Linked DNA regions of Homo sapiens: region 2 is linked to region 1. The links are chromatin loops, found by intact Hi-C in ENCODE. Cell type or tissue: psoas muscle. All regions are shown on one strand. Region 1 overlaps EYA4 (EYA transcriptional coactivator and phosphatase 4). Region 2 has its middle 49 kb from the start of EYA4.

What was found. A loop is a pair of places that touch in the nucleus more often than their neighbours do. Peaks named below come from ENCODE experiments on the same cell type or tissue, not always from the same donor. Only the 100,000 strongest peaks of a DNase experiment are listed, where the experiment ranks them.
Region 2: a loop joins it to region 1, with 3 times the contacts of the local background. A loop is called at or near these places in 5 of 110 quality-filtered maps.

What each region holds. Positions count from the first base shown.
Region 1 is chr6:133,367,030-133,371,029 of GRCh38, reverse strand. The region is part of intron 2 of EYA4 (EYA transcriptional coactivator and phosphatase 4); the gene reads right to left. Among named protein-coding and RNA genes, the nearest start is that of EYA4-AS2, 88 kb to the left of the region's middle. In psoas muscle, a CTCF peak has its summit at 2,203; a DNase peak (open chromatin) is centred at 2,229; H3K27ac peaks cover 3,573 bases.
Region 2 is chr6:133,190,641-133,194,640 of GRCh38, reverse strand. No RefSeq gene overlaps it. Among named protein-coding and RNA genes, the nearest start is that of EYA4, 49 kb to the left of the region's middle. In psoas muscle, no CTCF peak of the experiment used is centred here; no DNase peak of the experiment used is centred here.

The sequences.
Region 1 (4,000 bases):
AAAGATATATTTAAATAATTTAAACCAAAGCATACCAAAGCCTTCCACATCAAGGTTTTAAATCAAAGTATGTGCTCAGTACACATCTAAAGGAAGGTAAACCTCACTAAACACTACAGGATTCTTTAAAAAGTTAAAATTAAACTTGATCTTACTATTATGGTTTCAGGAAAAAATAGTTCCATAAATGGAGGGAAACACTCATTCTCTTAAAAATATGACATATCTATCAAGATGACTACATCTCAAATCTAATGAAAAGTTCAAATTCAGCACAAATTTCAAAACAAATTATGCAGAAAAAAGCCTTTCATTTAAATAGTTGGTATTAGTTTTTTAAAATCCTGCAGTAGCATGTACTATTAGGGGAAAACAAAGTTGACTGTTAAAAGTTTTGTAGTGAAATGTAATCTATTATCACTTATCACGTTACCTGCATTTCTCCCAACATTAACATAATGTAATTTGAATAGCTGAATTTTATAAAGTAAACAAAGACGAAGTGTGTTTCACACTTTAGCCATAAACAGATCAGGGATTTTCTCTAATTGATTGGCTTGCTCAGTTCCTATGTACAAGTTTCTTCTATCATCCTTGTACTAAAAAACTGTGAAAAATCTAAACAACCTATTTTAACAAGAAAAATATTTTTCTCTGAGATAGAACTGCCTACACTTAAATGTGTGACTGCCCATGGAACATAATAATAATGATAACGCTTCAACCAAAAGCTAAATGCAACTTACCTCATTCAAAACCCCAAAACCTGAAATTTATTCCAGCTGTATTTGGAAGTCAGTTCTGTAGTGCGTGTGTGTGAAGTTCAGCAGCCAATAAATTCCAGTCTCCATTGTCAGTAGAATGAAACTGTGTCGAGGTTTACAGAATGCTCTGAGAGGTTTATAGTCTCTAACCAACACCCAGGTAGCCTTAAAAGCACCTTGCTCTGGCGTGAACCTTCGGGCTCCAGGAGCAGTGCAGTTATGTAGGTTAAATAGGAGGAGACCTGGATAGTAAACACTCCTGGTTCCGACCAATGGCTTTCCACGCCCTTCTGTTTATAGTAAGATGACTTGATGTCAGAGGTCACCCTCATCAGCAGCTCCTGTCTTTCAGTGAAATCTAACGTAGGGCATTATCTGGAGGTGCTTTTAATGAAGCCACATCTCCTGACTCCTAGACTCTAGCAACCTGCTGTCATGGTGATACATTCATAACCCATTGTTGTAAACCACTCAGAATTAAATCCCTGCATTAAATTTTCAAAAAGCAAATTTTACTTTAAATTTCTTTAAAGCAAAACATTTCTGTAGGAGAAACACTTTATGGCAAGTTAATATCAATAAGGATGGTATTCATTTAAAGTTCCCTACCAACATTTTACATTTTTGTTTGTTCTCGTTTTTTTGGATAAGACAAGGTATGTAAGATTTCACTTTCATTATTACTTCACTCTAAAAAGTACAGGGCTCTCTTCTAGTTTTAGGTACACATGTATGTCAACAAAATGGAAAGATAATTACAGACATTTTTATTTAATTTATTTTGTATATATTTTCATCTGAGGTAGACTGAAGGGATGAACACAATTATAAATGCTCACACAGATGTTAACATTTTATGTAATATATTTTATAAAATAAAGTCTTTTATGTTTACGAAAGAGAGGGATATATTAATTTCTAATGAAATGAAAATGAAACAAGAATAGATAAATTCAAGAGATAAGGATAATGTGAGTAATCTTAATGATTAGATAATAAAATCAGATAATAATGCTATTATCTGATATTAACATTCCCTTTTATTCTAATAGCTTATGAAAAATAATTATTTTCTTTAAAGAAAACAGTATCTTCCAACTCATCTCTCATCCCTTCAAAAATGTCTTAACAGATCTTAAAAGAAAGATTAAACTCATTTCATAAGTTCTTCAGACAGTATTTCAGTGTAGCATTTCCTGTCTCTAATTTGTTTATCTAACACTGAGTTTATTTCTTTTTTTCTCATAATCTTTACAGTTTGGCTCTAAATGATACAGTGACGTACAGGAAAAGAGTAAATACTGCATCTGAGTAATTTGTAGCACAAGTATTTACTGAAGTCATTTTCATTTTCAAGGGAGGATTGAATGAAGAATCATTTACCTATTTCAGGTTTGGACAGCACACAGACGCCCCAATGGCTTTAGGAACTGAAGACGGCGCTGTCTCCCTACTAGTGTCAGCTGCTTCTGCTGCGAAACTGGGTGAGTGTGTGCATTCCACCTGCAGCACATGGTCAGCCCAGGTTTTGATGCCACTATGATATTTATATGACAGAGAGCTGCCTGACTTCATCAAAGTTCACAAAGCATGTGGATTATTTTAGAGCGCCAGAGATCCCATTTTGACAGACGCAATTCTTTGTTCCTAGTATGGTTAGGATCACTAAAAATAATGTCTTTGCAGCCAAATACTTTCAAGCAGTTGGAGCCTGTTGAGTATTGTGGTATAAATTATATTTTTAAAGTTCAACTGAATATGCTTTTTTAAATGGCTACTTTCTTAAGGGACTGTAAGTCATTCAATATTTTCAAAATGCTTATGAGCTCAAGAAACACTCACTGAAGCAAAATATATGTCTGTTCCTGTTACAATAGAGGCCCAGTGAACCTTGCCTAAAACTCTGGGAGAATAAGTTCTTCATGCATTAAAGAAGCCTGGGTGGATTGTAATTTTCTTCCCTAATCTTAAAGCGGGGCGAGGTAGGAACAACAAACAAAGTGTGGTGAAGACTTTATAAATATAAACGTGAAAACAAATGTCATTTGCAGTTTCAATTTTTAAAGAGTACAAATAACTATAATTTTTCTGATGAGAAATATAATCTTTATCTCAGCTTACACCAGGACACCAAAGTGTTCCTAGAAACAGAGAAATGGTATCCCTTTACTTTGTACCATTATAACCAAGTGGGAAAATTGCATAGATGATTTTTAATAACATTTTATAAACAGAGATGTCTAGGATGCCCTTCTGGTTCCAGCATACTGCCACCAATTAATTATGTGACCTGGGAACAAACATAGAGGTTTCCATCTCAGAGTGCCAGTATTTATTTTTGAATATGAACCACACATTCTGAAAGACTCCATCTTCCATATATATTTTATTTAACAATAACGGTTTTCATTACCCCATGTTTAAAACCAAGCACATAGCAATCATTCAATGCTGCTAATTATTATGACATCCTGTAGGTACGAATTATTAATAGTTAATAAGATAGCCAAAATCAAAGGAACTGGATATTCTTAAAAACCAGTACAGCCTTACTATGGGTAAATTCTTAATTTCCCTTGTTTTAAAATGTTGAAAATGGCACCCTGACCTCCAAAACCTCTATACAGTGCTTTTGAGTCCATCAATCTATGAGAGTCAGCCACACATTCTGATAAAAGTGAAGCTATTATGAACTATTGACAGCTGATATATTAAATAGCAGTGACTTTCCCATTGTCAGTACTACACTGGTATTTGTTGGATGCATGAATATCCTTCAAAGTAATATGCGAATCAAGATTTAGTCAGTAATGACACCTGTTAAGTTTGGTAGAAGTCTTGCCACATATATACGTATTTTTAAAATCAAGAAAATAAATTAATTACTGCAGTTTCATGGGGTGCATCCTTTACATTTACTTTGTCTACTCCCTCTCCATAACTCTTAGCACAAGGAAGCTGCTTACATACTTCCTTTCTTCGTGTCTTCTACTCTTCTCAGCATGAGTACACATAAGTAGGCAGCAAGAATCACAAAAAGTCTGAGATTTTACCCTGCTTGTAAGCTAACACAGTAGCCTCAGTTGCACGGATATAGGAAGAAGACCCAAGGATCCAGGTTATGGGGGCACTTGGTGAGCAGTTTAGTAAGACTACTTGTCTAGTAATCTATCAAGCACCCTTCATCTCCAAAGCTGTGAAATACCTCCAGGTTCTTTTACAGCATTTCTTGCCAC
Region 2 (4,000 bases), 180 kb after region 1:
GTAAAGCCTAAAAGCAAATCTTAAAACTGATTCCTAAAATTCATCTGTATGCCAGAACAGAGATTAAATCATTTTTTAAAATACAAAAAAAATCCGGCACTCAAAAACAAAATTTACAATCTTTGGCATCCAATCAAAACTTATCAAACAAGCAAAGTAGCAGGATAATAAAAGCCATAATGAGGAGAAAGATCAGTCAATAGAAACAGACCCAGCAATGAAAAGATGACAGAATTAGTACATAAGAATATTAAAACAGGTATTATAAAATTAAAGAAACAGGCTATCAGCAAACAACGGACAATGTTAGCTGGAATAACATATGTCTAATTGGACTCCAACCACAATAATGCAGAACTAAATTACTGAATGAATCACTAATTATGCTCACTAGAGTTTCACTACAAAGTACAATGAATATGCAAACATTTACCATAAGTCAAATACCATAATAATAATTTCTAGAATAAATGAAGAATGAAATACTTATTGTCCCTGCTCTAAAGGATTGCACATTTTGTTCAGAGTCAGAAGACAAGTAGAAGACTTGCTGATTTGTCTGGTACATGACAGATGATTTAAAGCACCATAAAGAAAAAAAAAAAGAAAATATAAGAGCCAGTCTCAGATAAATGCTTTGTAGAAGAGGGAACACTTCAGCTGGGTTTTTGAGAATGAGTCAAAGAAATCTGAGCAATAATTACATGGCAAGAAAATATGTTCTATATGTAAGAAAAAATTAAGAATCAAGGCAAGGATGCAAGAGAATAAAGAGTGTGTTCTCAGAGTAGTAAGTGCTGTAGTGCTTCTCATCAGCCGGAGAAGGAAGCATAACATTCTTGAATGTCAAGAAGAAAGCTAGGGTAGGTATAGTCCTCTTACCTCCCTATTAATTTCCCACATTCCTTACCAATTCGCAACCTGGTATGTTATCTTAGAAAATCCAAGGAAAAAAATTTAAAAATGCAGTAAAAATGTTGTGCTGGTGGGTGTATTGGTTTGCTAGGACTGCTGGTAAGAAGTATCCACAAACTGGGTGACTTAAACAATGGAAATTTATTGCCTCACAGTTATGGAGTCTAGAAGTCCAACATCTAAGTTTTTACAGGGTTAGTTCCTTCTGGAGGCTCTGAGGGAGAATCTGTTCCCTGCTTCTCTCCTAGCTCCTTGTGGTTTGCTGGCAATCTTTGGCATTTCTTGGCTTGTAGATGCCTCACCCTAATCTTTGCCTTCATCTTCATATGGCATTCTCCCTGTGAGTGTGTCTCTGTTCAAATTTCTCCCTTTTATAGGGACAGCAGTCATATTGGATTACAGACCCACTCAGCTCCAGTAGAACTCATCCTGACTTGACTAATTATATCTACAATAACCTTATTTTCAAACACATTCTGAGGTACCGGGGTTTAGGATTTCAACACAAATTTTGGAGGGAACACAATTCAAACCACAGCACTGGAGAAATGCTGAGGTCTTTTAATAGGGGAGAGTCTTGATCAGGGTGGCCCTTCAGGAGAATAATGGCAACAGTGCATGAATTGGGCTCTGAAAGTCTCTAGTCACATCTTCCCTGCTTTGTTCAATATCCAAACACACACATACTTCGTTACCAAGCGATTTCCTGCATCCACCATGCCTTCCTTCCTTTCCGCCTTTCCTATGCTGTTCCCAATCCTGGGATTTCCTACCCCACTTACAGCTAATTCCTCCTCTTCCTTCAATGCTTATCTTTGAAAGTGTCCTAATCACATTCATAATACATAGGATTATGGCTCCAATTTTTTAGAAGCCTTTCCTAAACATCTCTCCATCTGAAAGGTGGAGTTCACACTCCCTCTGTCATGTAAAAAACTTAACCTGCATGTATTAGAGTATGTATTATATTTTCCTATAATTTGTGTACATATTTTTATTTCATGAAACCATTATACACCTCAGGTTAGATACGGTATCTCATTCATCTCATCTCTTCCAACTAGCTTGGTGAGTCATACCTATTAAATAAAGAGAGTGGAGATACCGAGGCAGCTAATTTTCTGTATATACTAAGACTTACTCTTTGAAAAACTGGTGTGGATTATAAAACATAACCTCTACATAGTGCTTAACATATGCCTAGCACTGTTCTAAGCGCTTAATATGTATTTCTCATTTAATCTTCACAAACACTCTGTGAGCTGGGTACTACTGTTACTCCATTATGTAGACCATGAATCTGAGGCACACAGAGGTTATGTAACTTGCTTGGGATTACATAGCCTGAGTGAGTGGCAGATGTTACAATCTGGCCCTCACCCATGCTGCCAAATTGCCTTTCAAAGACATTTGCTCTCTCAGTCAGGGACCTTTACTTTGGAACTATTTTCAGCTCTGCCACTAATGAGCTGTGTGATTTTGAGCACATTATTTAGCTTTTCTGTATTTCTATCTCTTCAGTTCTGAAATGGGCATAGTAATAGCACCATCTTCACAGAATTAATCCATGTAAAGCAGATAGAACATTGTCCAGCACTAAGGCCACCACCACACACACACACACACACACACACACACACACACACTCAGAATAACTGAGAATTTATTGAACACTGTGTAGCTAATTGAAGCCATACTGCCTCCTGCTGATGATTAATAGTGTCTGGCTTCTGAAGAAGGATGGTATTGGCAGGGTTTTTTTTTTTTTTTTTTTTTTTGCCTTTTTATGAAGGATGGGACAGAGCTGTCACTTTATATGAAAACAAGAAAGAGGAGGTCAGAGGTGTTTTTGATAGCAACACAAAGGACCTTTATATGGCTTTAAAAAGGATTGCAGTGTTAGAAGTCGAAGACCTTGGGCTTCCATTGGTTTACAGCAGTCATCTTGACCTCTCTTCTCTCCTTATAAAGGGGGCAATGGAAAGGCAGCAGGGAAGAAGGAAGAAAAATTTAGAAAATATTTTAGAAAATAGGACCTTGAAAGGAAATTAAAAATCTGAATTCTGCACAATAAGAAAATCCTGTTCACTGAGCCTGTTGAACAGTTATCAACAATTCTTGAGAAAATTCTAGCAGTTTCTATGTGGAGCCAGTTGCTTTCTAATTGCTACAGCAGGCTACCACTGGGAAGAACAAAGGAAATATTTAGCACATCATAAATTCTTCTGCTGCCCCGTAGAGTGGCTGGAGTTCAGATTACACATTTATAACTAGCATTTGAGAGCAATTTCTCCTTCACTTTGAGAAAGTTTTTGGGAGGCACTGTTCCTCCTACGATTCTGGAGGAATACAGACCCAGTGTTTAAATTTAACAATCCAGTTCATTTGTGTTGGGATATGGTGAAGCTTGGAAAGATGTAACAGTGAAATACATTTTCCCTTCCCGAATTTGCTTTTTAATGGAAGTCGATTTCTCAGTGACTGGGAAAGTGTACCTCAGATACTGGTGAGTTGTTTTGACAGCTCTCCGACCTGGGTGGTGGTCTTCTCTGAGGACCAAGACTGAGACAGAAGAATAGGCAGGACCTAAAAATAGACTCAGTTCACACAGTGAAGACAGCAAGTGGGAGAGAGGCAGTAAACATGTTTCATGTGGAGTGAAGAAGCTGTACTACAGAGCTAAGGAAGAAACCACCACAATCCAGTAATGACAACAAGAAGCCACTTGAAGCTAAGGAGTCAGAGGTCAACTGAGATGGACCTTGCAATTGCATGTATTTTACAGCTGAGGTACATGAGGGTCTGCAGTGTCTGACTTGTCTTTGCCTTTGGAGAAGATAGTTCAATTCTCTACAGATTTTGATGGGCAAGTTTTCTTAGCAAATAGAAAGACCTTGTCAAATAATTGGATGGTTTATTATTTATGAGTTGTCTCCACATTTAGGTCCTTATGACTGGCCATAGCCATAGGAGTATGTTGTAATTCTTCACCCAGATGATTGATAGAATATAGGAAGCCATTCTCCCCCATGACAGTAAGTTGATGTTTCACTCCAATACGTGGTAGAAAAGGCTGAGATTCATG